Regions from separate parts of the Homo sapiens genome. Here regions 2 and 3 are each linked to region 1. A link is a loop called in an ENCODE intact Hi-C map of the cell type or tissue named here. Cell type or tissue: psoas muscle. All regions are shown on one strand.

The links. Peaks named below come from ENCODE experiments on the same cell type or tissue, not always from the same donor. Only the 100,000 strongest peaks of a DNase experiment are listed, where the experiment ranks them.
Region 2: a loop joins it to region 1, with 8 times the contacts of the local background. A loop is called at or near these places in 102 of 110 quality-filtered maps.
Region 3: it touches region 1 in a loop (2.2-fold over the local background); 60 of 110 quality-filtered maps call a loop at or near these places.

What each region holds. Positions count from the first base shown.
Region 1 is chr6:110,678,916-110,686,915 of GRCh38, forward strand. All of the region lies in intron 2 of CDK19 (cyclin dependent kinase 19), which reads right to left. Among named protein-coding and RNA genes, the nearest start is that of CDK19, 130 kb to the right of the region's middle. In psoas muscle, a CTCF peak has its summit at 3,603 (motif pointing right); no DNase peak of the experiment used is centred here; H3K27ac peaks cover 907 bases.
Region 2 is chr6:110,946,081-110,954,080 of GRCh38, forward strand. No RefSeq gene overlaps it. Among named protein-coding and RNA genes, the nearest start is that of GTF3C6, 8.6 kb to the right of the region's middle. RefSeq lists a silencer at 3,846-4,140. In psoas muscle, a CTCF peak has its summit at 3,814 (motif pointing left); no DNase peak of the experiment used is centred here.
Region 3 is chr6:110,530,009-110,538,008 of GRCh38, forward strand. LOC105377940 (a long non-coding RNA gene) reads right to left here. Exons shown (of 7, transcript XR_007059703.1): 6 at 7,568-7,708; 7 at 674-934. Among named protein-coding and RNA genes, the nearest start is that of SLC22A16, 57 kb to the left of the region's middle. In psoas muscle, no CTCF peak of the experiment used is centred here; no DNase peak of the experiment used is centred here.

The DNA of each region.
Region 1 (8,000 bases):
AATTTGCATATCCATTTCAATATTCCTGATCTGTACACGTACCTGTTTTAAAGTTTCTCCTTTGAATGGGCTATAATACCAGCTTGGTTCCTTCATTCAAAAAGTTAAATAAGCTGGATGTAGTGGCTCACACTTGTAATTCCAGCACTTTGGGAGGCCAAGGCAGGAGGACCACTCAAGGCCAGGAGTTTGAGACTAGTCTGGTCACACAGCAAGAGCCCTATCTCTACAAAAAAATAAATTAAATTAAATTATCCAGGCATGGTGGTGCAGGCCTGTAGTCCCAGCTACTAGGGAGGCTGAGGTACGAGGACTGCTTGAGCCCACGAGTTCAAGGCTGCAGTGAGTTATGATCGTACCACTGCCCTCCAGCCTGGGTGACAGAGTGAGACCCTGTCTCTAAAAAAAAAAAAAAGTCCAGGTACAGTGGCTCATGCCTGTAATCCCAGCACTTGGGGAGGCCAAAGAGGGCAGATCACCTGAGGTCAGGAGTTTGAGACCAGACTGGCCAACATGGTGAAACACCATCTCTACTAAAATACAAAAATTAGCCAGGCGTGGTGGTGGGTGCCTATAATCCTAGCTACTCAGGAGGCCGAGGCAGGAGAATCCCTTGAACCTGGGAGGCGGAGGTTGCAGTGAGCCAAGATCACACCATTGCACTCCAGCCTGAGCAACAAGAGCAAAACTGTCTCTAAAAACATAAAAAATTTTTTTAAAAAAAGAAAGTTAAATAAAATCATTAAAATGTGTTCATCTTATACCTGTATAACAGTCATAATTTTACCTTTTTTGAAAACAATCATTTAATACTCATTGTACAGAAATATGTCACTTAAACTGACAAGAAGCTGTTTATTGTCTGACATGAAGCTATTAAATGGACATGAAACTGTTTATATGTTATTTATTGTCTGTCTCTCTCCACTAACATATAAGCTCCATGAAGGCAAAGGTATTTGTTGACTTTATATCTCCAATGCATAAAATGGTACCTAGCACATAATAAGCATTCAATAAATATTTGTCAAATAAATTAAATCTACTCAACCGGTTCTTACTCACAAAATAACCAGTAATGGCCTGTAACCTAATAAAACTTTGCTACCCTTTCATAAGTTATTCTTTTTCAAAAGGTGTTTTAAATGATTTTGTTTTCAACAAATTGAATAGACAATATCTAAAATAATTATTCCAGGGACGCTAAGCCTCCACAAGCTCCATTTACTTTAGGCTTAAAAAGGAAGACTTCTTTAAATTAGCACCTACTCTACCAGAAGAATAAGAGTGCTGGCTTGAGGTAAAGAGCAGCAACACAGCTCTGAATATCTCAGGATGGGATCTTTAACCTGGTGTATAATTCGAAGAGCAAAGGAGTGCTATGAGGGTATTTCCTGAAAGGGCTGTGAGCACAATAAGTGCTACAAAATCCTAAAGAAAATAACACAAAGGAACAGGGGACACAGGGGAACACAAGTGAAGCAGATATTAACCTTATTAGTAGTTATGTCCAAGGCCAGTTTACTAAGAAAATGCTAGGCTCTAGATAAACATCACACAAGAGTGTATTCACTACCTCTGTTTACTGAAAAAAACAAAGAAGTTAACTTTCCTACTGTTGTTTACTGAAAGAAACAAATGAACAACAACAGTAAACAACCTAAATGTTCAATAATAAGAAAACTGATAAGTAAATTATGGTAAATAGCCACATATTGTAGCCTCAAATATATATACTAAAATATTTTAATTACTCGAGGAAAGACTATAACGTTGTGATATAATGTAAAAGGACCACAGGCTGGGTGCAGTGGCTCACACCTGTTATCCCAGCACTTTGGGAGGCCGAGGTGGACAGATCACTTGAAGCCAGGAGTTCGAGGCCAGCCTGGACAACATGGCAAAACCCCGTCCCTACTAAAAATACAAAAATTAGCCACGTGTGGTGGTATATGCCTGTAATCCCAGCTACTCAGGAGGCTGAGGCAGGAGAATCACTTGAACCTGGGAAGCAGAAGTTGCAGTGAGCAGAGATCGTCCCACTGCACTCCAGCCTGGGCAACAGAGTGAGACTCTGTCTCAAAATAAATAAATAAATAAAATAAAATAAAATATAAAGAGATATAAATAACAGAAAATGGGCTGGGCGTGGTGGCTCACACCTGTAATGCCAGCAGTCTGGGAGGCCGAAGCAGGCAGATCACTTGATGTCTTGAGATCAGGAGTTCACGACTGGCCTGGCCAACACGATGAAACCCCGTCTCTACTAAAAATACAAAAATCAGCCGAGCGTGGTACCGCATGCCTGTAGTCCCAGCTACTCGAGAGACTAAGGCAGGACAATCGCTTGAACCCGGGAGACAGAGGTTGCAGTGAGCCAAGATCGCACCACTGCACTTCAGCCTGGGCACCAGAGTGAGACTCTGTCTCAAAAAAACAAAAAACAAACAGAAATATGCCAAAACATTAACAATAGTTATTTCTGGGTGTGAGATTATGCATAATTTATATTTCTATTTTTTCTATTTTACAAGTTTTCTTCAATGAGCATTACTCTTATAATTTAAAAACAAATACATACACACACCAGAAGACAGAACTTTCCAGAAATCCACCTACCAAAATAAGACACTATCATACTATCTCAGCTTCTTTTTACATGGTTATCTGAGAAGGGACACAGTGAAAGGAGATGGCCATACTTGTACTTTCCCCATCTCTTGGCAAAATCAGATTTTACCAACGGACTTTAATCTCTTGTCTAACAAATGTTTGTTCAACATGACATCATACAACTACAAATACGTGTAATCATACTTAAACAGCAATTAAGTAGACCATTATTTTCCTGTGTCTCATATTATATGATAACATCTTCCATGCCAGATACTCACAGCATAGTAACATGATCCCACTGGAGCCTAATGAAGAATGTTCAATGAACATGCCAATATTTTATCTGAGCTCCTTTCAAAGCATGTAAGTAGCTATTTTTAAAGTGTCCACTTTTCACTGTCCTAAATGTAAAATAATCTACAGTTAGAATTCTAAACTTTCTCTAGATCCTGACTCAATTTAGAGAGTCTGTACTAGACTAAAAATTCCAGAATCCATTCGTATTTTTATGTATACATCTTTCTTCCCTTTTCACTTTCTGTTCTCCAAGTCTATGATGCCCTCATGGGTCCCTGACTCCTTTTTCAAGGGCATTCTGAATGGAAAGATCCTCTTATACTTCAATTACTCACTTATCTCAAAGTAAATCCAATTTTCTATTCTTTTTTGATCTCTTTTAAGTAACAGTGTGATTCATTTGACCATCAATCTTTCCCCTCAGTGAGAACAGTATCACCGACTTTATTTTAGAAAGCACTGAGTATCATTTTTTAAAATGTCTTAACACCTCTTTCCCCTTCCCAAAGAACTGAAGGTAAATGAAGTAGGGTGTTTTATGGCAAATAGGAGATTTGCCTAATTCCAAAATGTTCCAATACTCCTAAAACTGTAAATTAAGAATTAGTATTTGAAAGTTGACACTTTCACACCTACGACAGGCCTTTTGGAAGCTGCTCTTTATAAACACATGAGATTCATCATAACCTTCCAGCAGGTGGCACTCATACTCTGAAAAGGGGTCTGTACAGACTAACACAGCTCTGGTTCAAGGTGGCCCTAAATCTTCTGCTTCATTTTACTTCAGTGACACTTCCTGGTTACCAGTCATAAGCTCCAGGGAGGTCAATGTTCCCCTTTGCCACCCAGTTGAAATGACAGTGAGGCAGTAAGTAAAATGCAAAAAATATAGGTTTTAGAATCAGAGGCTGAGTTTGAATCCTGTCTTACTAGCAGCAGTTAAGACATAAGGCAAGTTGCTTAACTCTTCTGAATCTCATAGAAGAATAAGATGTCTACTTACAAACATAAACAGTTTCCACAAAGAATAAATTAATATAAATAGATTAAATACACAGCACAGTGGGCCAGGCACGGTGGCTCACACCTCTAATCCTGGCACTCTGGGAGGCCAAGGCAGGTGGATCACCTGAGGTCAGGAGTTCGAGACCAGCCTGGCCAATATGGTGAAACCCAATCTCTACTAAAAATACAAAAATTAGCCAGGCATGGTGGTGGGCGCCTGTAGTCCCAGCTACTCGGGAGGCTGAGGCAGGAGAATCACTTGAACCCAGGAGGCGGAGGTTGCAGTGAGTCAAGATGGTGCCACTGCACTCCAGCCTGGGCAACAGAGCAAGACTGTCTCCAAAAAAAAAAAAAAAAAAAAAAAGTACATAGCACGATGCTTGGAACGAATTAAGCATTTGACAAATTATAGCTTTTATTATCATTTTTAACCACCACTATTTGCAAGAATGTTATGAAGAGTAAATCGGATAATCCAGGTAGAATGCCTGGCATTGTTCTTGATAAACAGTGGCTGTTGTCATTGTTGTACTTAAGTGAAAATTTCAATGCTAACCACTCCGGTTAGCTTTGACATCAGAGATACTTAGAGAGTGAGGCTGAGTTGGAAAATGCCACAGCATTTCCTTGCCAAAGTCCATGAAACACCCACTTAGTAGTTTCTATAATAATAAAATGGCTATATGAAAGTTATTTCCTTTCCCATTTTTCAACAATCTGGTTTCATTTTCTCTCTGACTTTTAAATTCTGCATGTACTTGGTCTAAGAGAGATATCTGAAACCAAGTAAGCTTTGCGATAAATAAGAAATTCACATCTCCTTGACTATGAGAGCATACCTATTCTTTTTTAGTATAAGTATTTAATCTTTTTTTTTTTTTTTTTTGGAGACAGAGTCTCACTCTGTTGCCAGGCTGGAGTACAGTGGCGTGATCTCAGCTCACTGCAACCTCCACTTCCCGGGTTGAAGTGATTCTCCTGCCTCAGCCTCCCGAGTAGCTGGGATCACAGACACATGCCACCATGTCTAGCTCATTTTTTGTATTTTTTTTTTTTTTAGTGGAGATGGGGTTTCACCTTGGCCAGGCTAGTCTCAAATTCCTGACCTCAGGTGATCCACCTGCCTCAGCCTCCCAAAGTGCCGAGAATACAGGCATGAGCCACCATGCCCAGCCTTAATCTTTTATTAACATATCCCATGAGAAAATTGGATATACTTCTTATAAATCAAGGGCACTCTGAATATACACAATTTAAATATGAAAAATGAAACAGATACAAACTAAAACAAAGAGTTTACAAAGTAAAATCTTAATTACCTGGAATTCTGAGGGGTATTCTAACTCATTTACTGATTCATTAAGTAAACTTTTGCTTGCAACCCTCCTTGTCAAAAACCTTCCTACCTTGACAGTTAAACAAAATGAAATTTGCATTTGACTCTATGTAGTCTTCTTTATTTATTTTTGTTGTTGTTGTTGATTTTGCATTGCTATAAGACCCTAGGCAGTCTTTCAGTCCCTTGGGATTTCGATAATCAACTACTAACAAATGTTTATGTCCTTCTTATTTATCCTTTTCTCTCCTTGAAATAGAATGGTGGGGTGGGGGGTGGGGAATAAGGGGTGGGGGACGTGGGTGAAACTAACCTAAAATTCCTTATTTAGATTCTGGCTTAAAAGAAAAAAGTATCGACTTATTCTCCAAATTCTGTCCCTAGTTTTCTTGTCCTTCTCCATTCCACAGTTTTTCTTAACATCTTACCCATGGACCTGAGCTTTAGCTGCTCCTTCTATGGAGAATCCCAAATCTCAATCTCTAGCCCTAATGTCACTCCTAAACTGACATCAATTTCCCAAGATGCATCATACAATACAACCAAGAGAATATCCCACTGTAACTCAAAATCCACAGATCCAAAACTGAGTATCACTTGCCCAACTTTACCTCCTAGTGTGTTTACTATACCTGCAATGATGCCAACATTTCCCAATCATCAAGGCAGGCTGAAAACCTTATCATCAGCCAGGCACAGTGGCTCACACCTGTAATCCCAGCACTTTGGGAGGCTGAGGCAGGTGGATCACCTGAGGTCAGGAGTTAGAGACCAGGCTGGCCAACATGGCGAAACCCCATCTCTACTAAAAATACAAAAATTACCAGGCATGGTGGCTTGTGCCTGTAGTCCCAGCTACCCAAGAGGCTGAGGCAGGAGAATCTCTTGAACCTAGGAGGCAGAGGTTGCAGTGAGCCAAGATTGTGCCACTGCATTCCAGCCTGGGCGACACAGCGAAACTCTGTCTCAAAAAAAAAGAAAAGAAAACCTTATAACCAGTGTTCACTCACCAAGTGCTACATACTCTGCTTCTTAAATATCATTCATTAATTCTCACCTTAATAATTAAAATAAACCCTTAACTAGTATATACACAGGTGCTCTTCTCTCTGCCTAGAAAGGTACAGAAACATATTTCCTATCTTCTTTGCCTGATAAATGCCTACTTACTTTTTAGAAAGAACTCATTTATCACTTCTTCTAAGAGGCCTTCCCTGAAACTCTTCTTCTGAAGTGTCTCTTCTATGTTCCCATCCATACTGAATTACCCTTAACACACTGCTAATTAAATAAAGTTATGACATAGTATAATTGTCTCCCCCTAACTGATTGTAAGATGCAGGGACTGTGTCTTCCATCTATACATTTCCATTGTCTTGCACAAGCCAAACACATGTAGATTTTCAACAAATGTTGGCTAAGTGATAATCCATCTCCTATCTCTTCTAATATACTCTATGTATTGACATCAGAATATCTTCCTAAGATAAAAAGTCTGATAAATTGTTAACTCTCCTACTTCGAAATTTTAGATGGCTTCAAAGTTAAAACTCCTAAATAGACCATTCAAAGCTATTCACCCCAAAGGCTAAAACTATTTTTCCTGTAAATAATTTATTTTGGAGGACCTGAGGCTCAAGCTAAAACTATACTGTAAAGATTTTAACCAAAAATATGGCAGGTGACTAAGATCAAGTTAAGGACAAGTGGGCTTTCCCCTGCAAAAGGGAGTATCATAATTGGCGTATGTATGGCCTTTACCTTCAGGATGCTCCATATGCAATCATCATGAATTGGCTTCTAAGTCGTCACTGCACAGAATTCTGCCCATTACGTCCCATGAAGCCTTGCCCTGGGACATGGGAATGAGGCAGAAGCATGATGGAAAATACCCAGCAGATAGCAATGGGAAAAAAAAGTCTAAAAATCTACCATTAGAAAACATTTGAGTGCCAAGCATATTTGAGGCACTGAGAGCCTTGGGGACTTTACAGCCTAAAAGGAACTGAAGAGGAGACAAAATGGACAATTTTTAAATTACAGTTATGGTGAGGCTATTAAGGAAAAATACAGAGTGCATATGTAGGAAACCTAACCTAGTCACGAAAGTCAGAAAAGATGCTCCTTAGGAAGTGTGCCTTATTGGAAAGAAGAGGAAATTGAGAATTTGAGCATTAATCAGCAGAAATGAGTGCTGGCAGTTATTTTCATTATATCATGAATACACAGACGCTAAAAGAACTCCTTAACTATTCATCTTCTGGGTGCAAACATCAGATAAAATCCCTACTTTATTCTAAATTTGCTATGGCAGATTTCCATCACTACATGATAGGGTGTATCTCTTATCTTTCCATATGAATATTAATAAAATCATCTAGCACAGGACCTAACAAAGTAGAGACTCAACAAATTTTAGATGAGTAAATGAAAGTAACAGTACATGAACTGGTTTTCAAACACGTTGGTTAAATGAAATTTATTCCATATTGAGAAAATATTATTTTCAAAACTGCCATTATCAAGCACCTACAAAAATATTCAAAAAAATTAGATTTCTCAAGGAAATAATCATAGGTTTGAAAAATAATCTGAAATTGACATTTGATTAATTAAGCATAATAAAGTGTAATTTTATCCTATGTGGCCATAGTAAACCTTAGTTTTATGTCAGTGCAAACTTGGGCTATTTGGTTTTATACCTAACCCATATCTTTATAACTTACACTTCTAAAATACATAGTTT
Region 2 (8,000 bases), 270 kb after region 1:
AACTACTCGAGAGGCTGAGGCAGAAGAATCACTTGAATCTGGGAGGTGGAGGTTGCAGTGAGCCAAGATCATACCACTGTACTCCAGCCTGGATGACAGAGTGAGAGAGACTCCATCTAAAAAAAAAAAGAAAAAAGAAAAAAATTTGACTGGCTTAGTTCAGTTTTCAAAATTAAATGTGCATCAGAACCTGGCCAACATGGCGAAACCCATCTCTACTAAAAATGCAAAAACTAGCTGGGCATGGTGATGTGTGCCTGTAGTTCCAGCTACTCAAGAGGCTGAGGTGGAAGGATCACTTGAACACAGGAGGTCAAGGCTGCAGTAAGCTGTGATCACACCACTGCACACCAGCCTTGGTGTCAGAGCAAGACCCTGACTCAAAGTAATAATAATAATATGCATCAGAATCATCTGGAGAGCTTAAATCACAAGTTGTAGGACCCCTTCCCAGCATTTCTGATTTAGTCATCTGGGGTATAGCCTGCGAATTTGCATTTCTAACAAAATCCCAGGTAATGCTGACTACACTGATCTGGGGACCACACTTGAGAACCACTGGTCTGGTTAATCATCCTTTTATCTGTTTGGACAGAGCAACTGGGGCAAGCTACCTCATGTTGCCAGTACCATATTTCTGAACTGACTCTCAGGCTCATAACTGGAGATTTTTTTCCTCCTCATTTAGGCAGTCACCCAAGTCTTATGATTTATAAGTGGAATGTCTCTGATCTTTCCCTTTATCTTCCTCAGTCACTGCCCTCATCCAGGGTCTCATCTCCCCGTACCTGGACCACAGAAAAGTTTCCTGAGTCAAGCTGCCCTAGACCCACAGCTGCCAAATTACCCTTCCACTGACAGTCCTCAAATGCTTATGGTTTCCCTCAAGGCCATCGATCGGCCACCTTTGGTTATCACATTAAGTTAAATTTTGGAACACCTCTAAACTTTTGCTTTTAGGTCAATAATATTTATTTACTTTTATTTATTTGTTCATGTATTTAGAGTCTTGCTCTGTTGCCCATGCTGGAGTGCAGAGGCGCAAATCTCGGCTCACTGCAAACTCTGCCTCCCAGGTTCAAGCCATTCGCCTGCCTCAGCCTCCCAAGTAGCTGGGATTACAGGTACTCGCCACCACACCCAGCTAATTTTTGTATTTTTAGTAGAGACAGGGTTTCGCCATGTTGGCCAGCCTGGTCTTGAACTCCTGACCTCAGATGATCTGTCTGCCTGGGCCTCCCAAAGTGCTGGGATTACAGGCGTGAGCCACCGCACTCGGCCTTAAGTCAATATTTAAATGTCCAAATTTGTTTTTCCATATTGATATATATTTTTTTCTTTTTTCTCTTTTTTTGGAGACAGGGTCTTGCTCTGTCACCTAGGCTGGAGTGCGTGGGTGCCATCACAGCTCACTGCAGCCTCAATGTCCCAGGCTTTAATGATCCTCCTGCTTCACCCTTCCAAGTAGATGGGACCACAGGTGTGTGCCACCACATCCAGCTATTTTTTTAATTTTTTGTAGAGATCGGGACTATGCTACCCAGGCTGGTTTTGAACTCCTGGGCTCAAGTGATTCTTCCACTTTGGCCTCCCAAAGGGCTGTGATTACAGGCGTGGGCCACCAAGCCCAGCCTTATATTTCCTTTCTACCACGACCTCCTACCCCTTCCCTTAAAGAACCCACCTATCTGAACCTTAGGACCATGCTTTAGGAAAAGCTTCAACTTTTTTTTTTTTTTTAAATAAAGATGACTCTGGAACTGGAACTTTAAAAAAAAATTATATTTGGCCAGGTGCAGTGGCTCATGCCTATAATCCCAGCACTTTAGGAGGCTGAGGTGAGTGGATAACCTGAGGTCAGGAGTTCGAGACCAGCCTGGCCAACATGGTGAAACCCCATCTCCACTAAAAATAGCTGGGTGTGGTGGGCGCCTGTAGTCCCAGCTACTCGATAGGCTGAGGCAGGAGAATCACTTGAACCCGGGAGGCAGAGGTTGTAGTGAGCCGAGATAGTGCCACTGCCCTCCAGCCTGGGTGACAGAGTGAGACACTGTCTCAAGAAAGAAAAAAAAAAAAAAGTTATGCAGATTTTGCAATCTTCTCCATCTATTTTTGCTTTAACATAAAAGGAATGGGATGGGTGCAGTGGCTCATACCTGTTATCCCAGCACTTTGGGAGACTGAGGCGGGTGGATCACTTGAGGTCAGGAGTTCAAGACCAGCCTGGCCAACATGGTGAAACCCCATCTCTACTAAAAATACAAAGATTAGCCGGGCATGGTGGCAGGGCCTGTACTCCCAGCTACTCGGGAGGCTGAGGCAGGAGAATTGCTTGAACCTGGGAGGGGGAGGAGGTTGCAGTGAGCTGAGATCATGCCATTGCACTCCAGCCTGGGTGACAGAGCAAAACTCTGTCTCAGAAAAAAAAAGAAAAAAAAAAAACAAAACCTGCACTCACTGCAACCTCCGCCTCCCAGATTCAAGCGATTCTCCTGCCTCAGCTTCCCAAATAGCTGGGATTACAGGTATGCACCACCCCGCCCAGCTAATTTTGTATTTTTAGTAGAGACAGGGTTTCACCATGTTGGTCAAGGCTGGTCTAGAACTCCTGACCTCAGGTGATCCGCTGCCACAACCTCCCAAAGTGCTGGGATTACAGACGTGAACCACCACGCCAGCCAAGTGCTTTCTTTTGAATTCAAGGCCTTCAAAGACGGTAATTCCAGTCTTATTTCTAACACTACATTACTTTCTAGCAAACTGGAATACTTTACTTAGTGTGTTCTCAATATTTAATTGAATCTGATTGTTGGCAGGTGGTGTTGACGTCTACTGTCATCTAGCACAGTGGTTCTCAAAGCGTGTTCCTTAGACCAGGGCATCAGAATCACCTGAGACCTTGTTAGAAAGGCGTATGTTCGGCCGAGCGCAGTGGCTCACGCCTGTAATCCCAGCACTTTGGGAGGTTGACGCCGGCGGATTGCTTGGGCTCAGGAGACAAGCCTGGGCAACATGTCTCTACTAAAAATACAAAAAAAATAGCCAGGCATGGTGATGCATGGCTACTCAGGAGGCTGAGGTGGGAGGATCACTTGAACCCAGGGAATGGAGGTTGCAGTGAGTAGAGATCGCACCACTGCACTCCAGCCTGGGTGACAGAGTGAGACCCTGTCTCAAAAAAAAAAAAAAAAAAGGCATATTTTCTGTCCTCTCCTATATCAAACCTGCTGAATCAGAAACTCTGGGGGTGGGGCTTGAGCAGTCTGCATTTTAATTAGCCCTCCAGCTGATTCTGATACAGCTGAAGTTTGAGAACCAGTCGATTAACATTTAGTTTTCAATCTAAAACAGAATAAGATACATTTTTAAAAGCTCGTATTGTCCTTAAATGGAATATAAACTACTACGTAAGTGTAAAATGTTGATTTTTAAGACAAAGTGAGGTGGCACACAGTTGTAATCCCAGTGCTTTGGGAGGCTGAGGCAGGAGGATTGCTGGATCTCAGGAGCTCAAGACCAGCTTGGGCAGCATAGTGAGACTCCATCTCTACAAAAAAATTTTTTAAATTAGCCGGGCATGGTGGCATGAGCCTGTAGTCCCAGATACTGTGGAGGCTGAGGTGGGAAGATCGCTTAAGCCCTGGATATCAAGGCTGCAGTGAATTATGATAGCGTTTCTGCACTCTAGCCTGGGGGACAAAGCGACCTCCTGTCTCTAAAAAAAAAAAAATTCAAAAACAAATAAAAAAAAGAAAATGTGTTCTAAAAGAACAGGTTAAACAATTTTTAATTCATTTGTCTCCTCCTAGTGGCAGGCTTTTAAATATAGAGCACAACACTTGATTTTTCAGAAATCATATTTCTGAAATTTTTCATGATTCTTTTTTTTTTTTTTTGAGACGGAATCTCACTTTGTCGCCAGGCTGGAGTGCAGTGGTACAATCTCAGCTCACTGCCACCTCCAACTCCCTGGTTGAAGCGATTCAAAGGCTTTTACTGATATGGCAGGGTAATTTATGGAGACACTAATACCCTACATTCTCCCCCTTTATCCCTTCCAAGCAGGCAGGTAGGCAGTTTGTATTTCTTTATCTGTGATGTTTAAAAGAATGGAAAGCTGGCTGGGTGTGGTGGTTCATGCCTATAATACCAGCACTTTGGGAGGCTGAGGCAGGTGGATCACTTGAGGTCAGGCGTTCGAGACCAGCCTGGACAACATGGTGAAACGCCATCTCCACTAAAAATACAAAAAATTAGCCAGGCCTATTGGCTGATGCCTGTAATCCCAGCTACTTGGGGGGCTGAGGTAGGAGAATCACTTGAACCCAGGAGGCAGAGGTTGCAGTGAGTTGAGATTGTGCCATTGCACTCCAGCCTGGGTAACAGAGCAAGACTCTGTCTCTAAATAAATAAATAAATAAATAAATATTAAAAAAAAAAAACTGAAGAATTAGCCAGGCATGGTGATGCATGCCTGTAGTCCCAGCTACTAAGGAGCCTGAGACAGAAGGATTGCTTGAGCCCAGGAGTTCCAGTGAGCTGTGATCACCCCACTGCACTACAGCCTGGGCAACAGAGCAAGACCCTGTATCTAAAACAAAAAATAAAAACTACAGGAGGAGATGGAGATTTCCTTAGGCTGGGAAAGGACTGGTGTGTCTCTTCTCTCCCAGCAGTGTCCTGAAGTAGTGCCAAGACCTAAGAGGCTAGCCTCAGAAAGGCCTGCTCTAAACTTCAGGGTTTCCAAACAGCAGGGATTCCCATGCTTTACTGAAACATAGTGCCTGAAATTGAAGGGTCTGTGTGGCTTCAAGAACCATGGGAATCTCAGTAGTAACCAATATGGATTAAAGACTGGAGAGGCCTCTTCAAATACTATGCCTGATCTGGGAGTGTAAAGGAGAGGAAATTGAGATTAAATTTTCCTGCCAGCTTGATGTGACAGGGGCTCAGAGTCAAGCTTAATTTAAGGAAAATAAGGAAACACGGTTTTTCTTAAATATCAAAGTTTGTGGTTGCAGTTCACACCCCAGGAAATACAGTGAAAAACAAAGCAGAAAGAGATGAAGAACATAGCAATAGATGTGTTTACAGAACAAGGGTTATTGATCCTAATGTCATTAAAGTCTTACCATAGAATGATGTGGCTGACCCAGTTTAATCAGGTGTGCAGCTCCCTAGCTCTTTAACTCCTCTTCAACTCTATTAAGGCTGGATGCTCAATCTCATTCTGTTGACTCTTAACTAGCCTGATGCAGAGGTTGGCATCTCTACCTGCTTTCCCAGAAAAGACAATAGAGTGTAGTAAGTCAGATAAGTTTCCTAATTTTCTTTCTTTCTTTTTTGAGACGGAATCTCGCTCTGTCGCCAGGCTGGACTGCAGTGGCATGATCTTGGCTCACTGCAACCTCCGCCTCCTGGGTTCAAGTGATTCTCCTGCCTCAGCCTCCCGGCTGGGACTACAGGCGCATGCCACAACGCCCAGCTAATTTTTGCTTTTTTTTTTTTTTTTTTTTGAGATGGAGTCTTGCTCTGTCACCCAGGCTGGAGTGCAGTGGCACGATCTCGGCTCACTACAAGCTCCGCCTCCCGGGTTCATGCCATTCTCCTGCCTCAGCTGGGACTACAGGCATCCACCACCATGCCCGGCTAATTTTTTATATTTTTAGTAGAGACAGGGTTTCACCATGTTAGCCAGGATGGTCTTGATCTCCTGACCTCATGATCTGCCCGCCTCAGCCTCCCAAAGTGCTGGGATTACAGGCGTGAGCCACCGTGCCCAGCCTAATTTTTGTATTTTTAGTAGAGATGGGGTTTCACCATGTTGGCCAGGAAGGTCTCGATCTCTTGACCTTGTGATCCACCCGCCTCGGCCTCCCAAAGTGCTGGAATTACAAGTGTGAGCCATCGCTCCCGGCCAAGTTTCCTAATTTTCTAAGTGTCAGTTTCCCAAAGTGTAAAATGGAAGTTAGACTAATGAGGGCTGATATTTAGCTTGTATGCACTGATTAAAAACATACCAGTTGTTAAATTAGAGACATTTTTCCCGTATCAGCCAGTAACAAGCAACCACCGCAAGCCTTTAGCTCACTCCAGGCCTCCCCATGATCCAACTTTCCCAGGACCCTACCCCAGCATGGCTGAGTCGTTGTGCCCTGCTAGTTAATTGTTAAATAATCTTGATAATTCATTAAATGTCATTCTTGATAATAGTTATCTTTTGAGACTATCATGAGGCTGATAACCTATATGTCACACTTGGTAGTTTACTTTTAAAGTAAACTGGCTTCCAAATTAACTTGCCTTGGGGAGGTCTTGTGACTCATGGCAACATCCTATCCCTGAGTAAAGAATCTGTGCGCTCTTCAAATTGTTGACATACTGATTAATGCATAACTTACTGACAATGGAAAGGACACTGACTTCTGATCATGAAGTTTTACTGATTGTCTTGCACACAGACATTTTATCCTGCATGTTGCAATCTGTAGCCAATGACTGTAACTTCTGTACTGTCTGTACGCTCCAATAACTTTGGTATAAGGAGTACTCCTCCCTTCTCCTTCCCTCCCTCTCCTTCTCCTCCCTTCTCCTAAAAAAGGCCGTCCTTTTAAAAGCCTGTTCCAGTAACTTGTAACAGACTCCAGAACACTCCTAACTCTGGTTGGTGTGTCTTCCCAGTTCAATCCTCACATTTGGCTTCCAATAAATGTTTTTCAAATTATTTCTGCCTCAGCAGCCTTAGTTTCAGTAGACAAGGCTTAAAGTGGGTTCAGTTAAAGCAAACTAATAACACTTGACCCTTTCCAACTTTTCTTCCTCTCAGCCATGGGTCCTTAAGCCATCTTTTTTGGATCCAGAGCCAAATTATATTTCTATGCAGCCACCATGGTTCTAGCCCTTATCTAGCTTTCAAAGATTTTTCCTTGATCGCCCCAAGCAAATTTCCTCTGCTCTGTTCAGTTTAAAAGTGTTTCTATTCTTTTTTTAAACAAAAAACAAAAGGAAAAAAACAGCTTTATCAAGATATAATTCATATACCATAAAAATCACCCTTTAAAAATATACAGTTGGTTTTTTTTTTTTTTTTTGGTACATTAACAGAACTGTGCAACCATTGCCATTAATTTCAGAACATTTTCATCACCCAAAAAGAAACTCCTGGCTGCTCTGCCTATGGAGTAGCCCTTCTTTATTCCTTTACTTTCTTAATAAACTTGCTTTCACTTTTCTCAATGGACTCTCCCCAACTTCTTTCTTGTGTGAGGTCCAACAACCCTCTCTTGGGGTCTGGATCAGGACCCCTTTCCAGTAACATCTTCCTGGCAAACCATGAAGCAACTAAACTGAGGAGACTCCCAACCCAAAGGAAATAGACCGAAGCACCACAATTGGCTGACTTTGGAATCAAGAAAACTTTTCCTTTGAGCTATTTATAGCTTTTAAAAATTGAGTAAAGTATATTCCTGTGAACAAACTTTGGAGCATATTAGTCTCTCTCTACCTGTTTTCTCTAGAATTTGGAAACTATATCACCTTTTGTCAGAACTCAAGAGTTATGAGTGGCCCTCACCATACTGATGCTTTCTGACTAAGCTCCTCTCTACTCTGAATACAAGAGCCCCTCATAGTTAGGCAGGAATATAATTGCCCCTATTCATCCTGAAAAAGTGACAGAAAATGGATCTTCATCCCTCTACAACCCTTAGGATTAAGGGTTCCCTTGTAAAAGGGTGGGGGAATATGTCAGAGGCGTTTGAACTAGAGCAACTCCATCTTTAATAGGGGCTGGGTAAAATAAGACTGAGACCTACTGGGCTGCATTCCCATGAGGTTAGGCATTCTAAGTCACAGGATGAGATAGGAGGTCAGCACGAGATACAGGTCATAAAGACCTTGTGGATAAAACAAGATGAAGTAAAGAAGCTGGCCAAAACCCACCAAAACCAAGATGGTGACGAGAGTGACCTCTGGTCATCCTCATTGTTCATTATATGCTA
Region 3 (8,000 bases), 150 kb before region 1:
TGAGGATCAGTGGAGAGAGGGCAGCAGCAGGATGGGGCAGCTGAAACCAGGATTCCCGGTGGGTGAATATGCCTGAGGATGCTGAAAATTTGAACTTCAAGACAGATTTCAGGACATGTTTTCCTCATGACTGTACTGAGAGAGGTTAATAGATGTCCTGTGAAAACAGAGTTCCACAAAATGTCTTTGTCACAGGACTTCTTGGAGCCTTTAATATGCCAAAACTCTTATCTCCCAAAGGGAGGTATTATTTTAACCACAAAACTTGTTTTTGAAATAGTGTCATACAAACCTACTGTTTTGAGTTACATCTATGGGAACTATTTTTCTAATTATCTAATTTGGACCAACTATTCTAAAAGCAACAATCACAATGTGTTTTTCCCTTATTAAATAAGAGCAAAATGTGTTTAGTTATGTGTGATGCAGAATAAGACGGAGGAGTACTTTGGGGAGGGTTGTTGGGGGATTGGAGGTGGCATTGTCACTATAGATTTGCAAATTCCTAGAGTCTCTGTGAAGGGTACAAAGCTTGTCTGTTATCCAGGTATATATTTATTTCAACATGTAACACCCAGTGAATTCTTCTTGCCCACTGCCCAGATAAAGCCGACTTACCAAGGCAGGGGAATTGCAATAGAGGAAGAGTTTAATACACATAGAGCCAGCTACATAGGAGACCAAAGTTTTATTATTACTCAAATCAGCCTCCCAGAAAATTTGGAGGCTACGGTTTCTCAAGGAGAGTTTGGTGGTCAGGGGGCTAGGGAACAGGTGCTGCTGATTGGTTGGGGATGCACTCATTGGGGTGTGGAAAATGGTCCTCTTGCTCTGAGTCCACTTCTGGGTGGGGCCACAGGACTGGGTGAGTCATGAGTCTCGGGTCCAGGTGGAGTCATCCAGTCATCAGAAATACAAAAGTCTGGAAAAACATCTCAAAAGGGCTACAATAGTGAGGTTATTTATAGGAGTAATTGGGGAAGTTACAAATCTGGTGACCTCTGGAATGATGGCTGATAATCCTTTATGCCTACATCTTAGCAGAATTCAAATCCCTCTCATAATCCTAAACTTGTGAACTTTTATTAGTTTTATAAAGGCAGTTTCATTTTGGGAAGAGTTATTATCATTTAAACTATAAACTAAAATTCTCCCAAAGTTAGCTTGGCCCATGCCCAGGAATGACCAGGGCAGTTTGGAGGTTAAAGGCAAGACGAAGTTGGTCAGGTCAGATCTCTTTCACTGTCATAATTTTCTCACCATTATAAGTTTTGCAAAGGCAGTTTCTAACAAGCTTGCAGTGCTTCCCTGGTGTCACCTTGTAAGAATTCCCAAGTTCATCAGGTGTGGTGGCTCACGCCTGTAATCCCAGCACTTTTGGAGGCTGAGGTGGGAGGATCGCTTGAACCCAGGAGTTTGAGACAAGCTTGGGCAACATGGCGAAACCCCATCTCTACTAAAAATACAAAAATTACCTGGGTGTGGTGGTGCATTCCTGTCACCTGAGCTACTTGGGAAGCTGATGTGGGAGGGTCACCTGAGCCTGGGGAGCTAGAGGCTGCAGTGAGCTGTGAGCTGTGATTGTGACACTGCACTTCAGCCTGGATGGCAGAGTGAGTCCTTGTCTAAAAAAACAAAAAAAATTCCCAAGTCCTAGAAACTGGTTTAGAGGTGGCCCAGCCCATGGTGTGATGGATGGGTAAATGAAGGGGCTCATGTTCGTTAGGCAGGATTTGAATGTCTAAGATCTCAGGGAGATATAACCAGCCCCTGTGTCTTCTTAGTGAGGTATAAGAAGCTGTCTTTTCCAGAAATCACAGGTTAGACTATTCCCCCATATGTAAATCAATACAAGTTGATGATCTGAAAGAACAGAAATTGATTAAAAGGAGGCAGACTGCAGGCAAATAAAATCCCAGGAAAACCTGGTATAACATGTAACTTGATGGTGTTACCATTGTCTTATATAGTAGGAATTGCTATGGCAGCACACAGCACAAGAGTGCTGAAAAACATTTTGGCTGGTTCCTTTTGCAGGCTAGGGAGTGTTTTCACTCATGTGCAATATGTCCCTGAGCCCTGCTGATCTTGCTTGCTTGGGACCATGAGGATAATGAGCAATGGCAGTGTCCTCAGAGCACGTTCCAGGATGAGGGGATTGGAAAGCACTATCTTCTGAATTCCTAATAGAGGAAAGCAAACCAACGATGTTCAGGGCTCGAGAATAGAGAGCAATAACTACGTCTATATCTAATTCTGCCCATGCCATCTAGCCACAAACCATCAACACTTTGCACCTATAGAAGCTTCCTCTAGAGTGTCTTCTGTGAATACCTGTGTAGAGTTGGCCCAGAAGGATTCTGGCCTGGGACTAAATTCAGCCATCTATTCTGAGAGACCAAAGTCTGAATTCAAAACCAAAAACCAGAAACTGAAGAAAGGAAGAAAAAAACAACAACCCTTAGTCTCCTGAGAAACCTAGGGAAAGGGAGGAGGTGCATACAAATACCCAGGGCCACACCGAGAGAGGACTTAACTGGCCTGAGAAAAAATGTGCCATTGTAAGTGGAGAAGAAAACAGCTATTGTCTAACACTTAAATAAAAAATACTCTATAAACAGCTAACAGCTGTTTTTCAGCCTTTGCTTTTTAGAGCAAAAGCCAATAAAAGAGAAGACATGTGCTTTCAAATGTGGTTTTTGTTCAGAGCCCAGATTTTCTACAACTAATTTACAACCCAGAAGTAGACCCTGTTTCAGATAGTTTTGTTTTGAAGAATAGAGAAAACTACAAAGTTCAGTAGAATGCCACAGGCCCAGATGGAGGTTGAGCCAGACAGACTTTGCTGTACCAAGGAAAGACTTTGCTGACTTGATGGACAAGTCAGCGGTGATTTTAGTGTTAAAAGACAGAAACCAGAACTCTCAAACCCCACCTCAATAAGTGGACAATGAAAGGAAAAAACAGCAACTTTGCATGCAAAAGTAGGAAACAAGGTGCATCTCTCTGAGATGCTGTTGCTTGATTGATTTCAGCACCCTAGCTACCATGATCATCAAAGGAGTAAATAATACAGTCCTTACATTGTCCACATGTAAAAGCCACCTGATAAGACTATGAGGACTTTAATGGGCATCCATATTGTAAATAAGGAAATTATAGGGGACTCTCAAAAGGGATATTTGTATACAAAATTACTAGCTAAATTCTGCAATTATGAAGCCAGAAGGATAACAGTGAGGCAAGGCCCTTGTTATAAACAGAGACACAGAGATGATCCCATACTTATTCCCTCCTAGTGCCTCTGTTCATGCTGTTTCCTCCACCCTGAGTACCAGCTTCAGGCCCTTAAAGGAAATCCTACACTTACTCTGGGTATCAGTTCTTCACCCATCTCTACCTTTGTATTACATGTGAGGACATTTAGATGATACAGCTGTAGATATAGACATAGATAGACAGATGCAGACAGAGAAAGAGAGATAGAGCTTTGAAATGTGCTCTAGTTCTTTCCTATGTCTATGTCTTATTGTTTCTAAAATTTTGAAGTGTGGGCTACACCTACTTGTGCCTGTCTAATTCTTGCAGTTGTGTTCATATGCCTTGAACATTACGAACACACACCATCCATTCTCACTATTCTGACAAAACTGATCCTTTGAAGGCCTCCTGCTATAATTCTACTACATTCTGGATACAACATGTTTTTTAATGCGCAGCTGGGCTTGCAGCAATGGCAAACAAACTCTCCAAGCAAAGAAACAATGGCAGTGAGCTGAAATCCAGGAAAGAGCTAAAAGGTAAGTGTGGGACAAAATCTGACACTAAGCCCCAAGCCCATTACAAGGTGCAAAAGTCAACTTCAGGTCTCCCACTGTAAACCATGACCCCTGAAGGAGGCTCAACCAGTCCTCTGGGCCATGGAAGAAGCAAGTGACAACCTCTTCTGGAGTACATAACTTCAACTTAGGACCCCAAGACTCCCAGTGATCAAGCACAATGTGTTCAGGATCAAAGACCACCACCAAACAGCAAGAGAATAAGCCAGCATATGGAAAAGAAAGCAAAAATAATAAACAATAAATTTACACTCCCAAGACTTTGGTATTAGAATTATTAAATGCAAAATAGTGCATTTTAAATGCAAAATCATGCATACCAAGTGTTGTATAGGAAATATTTAAAGAAATCCAAGATGAGATCATAAATGTATGGAAGTAACCCAGATACTATGAAATATGACCAGGCAGATTTGAAAAAGAGCCAAGTAAAACATTTATAAATGAAAAATATAGTTGTTGACATTAAAAACTCAATGACCAAATTAAACAGTATATAAGAAACAACTGAAAAGAGAATTATTTAACTAATATATCTGAAGAAATTACCTGGAATATAACACAAAGAGACAGGAAGATAGAACATCAAAGAGGGGTCAAGACATAGAGGATAGAATAAGATTTAATATAATAGGAGTGGCAGAAAAGACTAGAGAAAATAGATGAAAAACCAATATTAAAAAAGATAATAAAAGAGAATTTCCAGAACTGATAAGAGATGAGTTCCCAGATATAGAAAGTTAAACTACCCTTGCAAAAATTACAACAGTGAGAAAGTTATGACAGTGAAAGAGATCTGACCTAACTGACTCCATCCTGCGTTTAACCTCCAACCTGCCCCTCTTCCTTCCTGGGCATAGGCTGAACTAACTTTGGGAGGAATTTAGTTTATAGTTTGAAACAAAGACGATAACAGCCCCTCCCTGAAACAAACCTCCTCCTTGTGTGGGGACCAAACTGCCTCTGTAAAACTAACAGATTAACCACAAGATTAGAAATTATGGCTTAGGAGTTATACAGCCAGAGGGCACCAGATTCCTAACCTTCTAATTGCTTTTGTGAATAACATCTAAGATTGGTGTTTGGAATATTTTTCAGACTCTGCACTCTGATGGATCCAGTGGCGCCACCCAGACCAGTAAACTGGCTCCTCTGGTCTTGTGGCCACCATCCAGGAGCTGACTCAGAGCAAGAGGACAGCCTGGACTCCCTGTGATTTCATCCTCAACCCAACCAATCAGCACTCCCCATTCCCTAGCCCCCTGCCTGCAAGACTGTGTTTCAGGGAGGCTAATGTGAGTAATAATAAAGCTTCAGTCTTCCATTTAGCCTGCTCTATGTGTATTAAACTCTTCCATTCAGCCAACTCTGCACGAATTAAACTCTTTCTCCATTGCAGTTCTCCTGTCTTGATAAATTGGCTCTATCTGGGCAGCAGGCAAGAAGAACTTACTGGGCAGTTACAGATGCACACCATATACCATGCAAGATAAAGCTTTTAAAATCCACACCCAGTCTGCAAAAGATAGTAATAAAATTGCAGAATGCTAAACTCAGAAAGATCTTAAAGCAGAAAAATGACAGATCATCTACAAAAATTATTAGCAACATACCTTTATACAGCAACAGAAACTAGACAATTGTGGAACAATATCTTCAAAGTGATAAGCGAAAATAAATGAGAATTGCATGTGCAGCAAAACTACTTTAAAAAAAAAATAGGGGAATAGATGGCCAGGCACGGTGGTGCTCGCCTGTAATCCCAGCACTATGGGAGTCTGAGGCAGGTGGATCATTTGAGGTAAGGAGTTCGATACCAGCCTGGCCAACTTGGTGAAACACCATCTCTACTAAAAATATACAAATTCACCAGGTGTGGTGGGCACCTGTAATCCCAGCTACTCAGGAGGCTGAGGCAGGAGAATCGCTTGAACCTGGGAGGTGGAGGTTGCACTGAGCCAAGATCACGCCATTGCACTCCAGCCTAGGCTACAGAGGGAGTCTCCGTCTCAAAAATAATAATAATAAATAGGGGAAAAGGTATACAAACTTATTTAGTGTGTACACATGGGAACCTTCAGAATGAAGACCCAACTTCTCAATGTGGTACAGCAGCTTACCTGCTATCTTGAGGTTACAGAAAGAATGGGGGCTTGAATCCGGATAGAATGGGTTATGGGAATGGGGAGGAGAATAATTGTATTGAGGGGCAATAAATGATCACCAGGGAAAATGGTTGGATCAGGGAGCAGAAATTAACTTGTAAGTAGTTCTTGGAATGTAAATGATCCTTAGAGACAGTCATTATCTCAAAAAGGTTCCGTTCAGGTGTGGTTACATTCTTGGTCTTCTTTCCTGTAATGGATAATGAGATAACGGAGGAGAACAAGAGCAATTGTTCTCCTCGGTGGATCATTCCTATCTTTATGTAGGTGGGAAAAGCCTCTTCTAGTGCTTGTTGATCTCTAAGGGTGTTGAATTCAACATACTCACTATACCAGGGAGCCATATTTTGGGGTGAAATATTTCAGTCATCACTTTGAAACTTAAAAAAATTCACATATTAAAAGACAAGCAGATAGCTTTGGAGAAATTTGTTTTAGAGCTTGTTAGAGATAGACAAAGAAATGGAAAGACAAATTGGAAGGAACAGAAAAGAGCAAATTTAAATATATCATCCTCGTATCTTCTTTAGTCAGTCTCTTAGTCCTGAGAATAGATCAGTTAAACAGCTGTGTCTCATTCTAGGAGGTGGCATTGCAGACAGGGTGGGCCACTATATATGATGCAGGCAAACAGATCTTTAATAGGAGGCATTTCTACAGAAACAGAAGGAAAGCAAAGGTGAATGTCCTGGAGCAGTTGATAGACTAGTTTTTCTAGAGTCTCTCAAGCATCTTCAGGTTGCAGTAGCAACCTGACAGATTTTTCTGGATTGTGGCTCGAATCGGGTGTTCAAGTGAACTTTCTGAGAAGTCCATACATCATCAGGCAGGCACAAAAGTTGTATATATATATATATTAATTACATATGTTGCTATTGTTTCTCCCGAAGTTTAAGTTGCTAGCTTCAGTTTATAGAGCTTTAAGAAAAGCACAGTTTTAATTTCTAGTGATTCCAAGTCAGAAAAATGGAAGAAAATTTTGAAAACAGTTGTTTGGAGACTCAGCAAAATTACTTTTAAGAATAAGTGTGAAATAAAGAATTTCCAGGTAAACATTATGTATGAACAAGAAAATGAACAATACAGGGGGTGCTATGCTTAAGCTTCTTTCTGGGCTTTATACCAGGAACACTTTTATGTGAAAAAGAAAAAGATTTAAGTATGAGATTAACATTTACTCCACTGAGTGACAAAGAAGGTTTTTTCATGTTCTCTGACTCTCTGGGAATTCAGGAAACAATTGAGTTATTGGTGGTTTAAAATGTCAGAGAGCAGTAATCACTTGCACAATGTGCTTCCCACTCTCAATTACTTCAGGCATTGTCTGATTTTGAGGCTATTCTTGAGAACTAAAATGTTTTTCTAGTGTATATTGTGTAGTTTCCACGTGCTCAGTATGACTAATGCATTAGTCACAGGTTACACTATGAGAGACTGAAGAAAAGACAGTCTTGATCTCTAGAACGACCTTGCTTCCCAAGTCTAAATTCCTCCTCTCCAACCAATGATTCCCCTCTGCCTCCACCTCTGAGACTGGTTCTTTTCCTGGCAGGAGATACTTACTGAGCAGGTATTTGCCAATTCTTGAAGCCTTTAGTTCAGTAAGAAATCTCCACCCTCCTTCTTATGCAGACATTCTCTCTGGATTCCTCACCCCTTTTCTGGTAATCTCTTGTCTATCGGTGGGAAAATATGTGAGCCCAACTGTTAGAGAATCGAGAAAGGAAGAAACAAGAGAAAAAATTAGGTGGGGTTGATGCAACTTGAACAAAAATATTTTGATCTGTGCTTTTTGTAATATGGAAAAGCATGAACCAACCCATGTATCCCACAATCAGGAACTAGCTTAGCAAATTTGAGCACGTGAAGAAAATGGAATATTATATTGCCTTGCCTGATGACAAATGCAAGGACTATGTGACCAGTGGCTACTTGGGGACTATAGGGCTATCAAACTGCTTACGTAAGCTAAAGTCAACTCATAAACTTAGAGTGC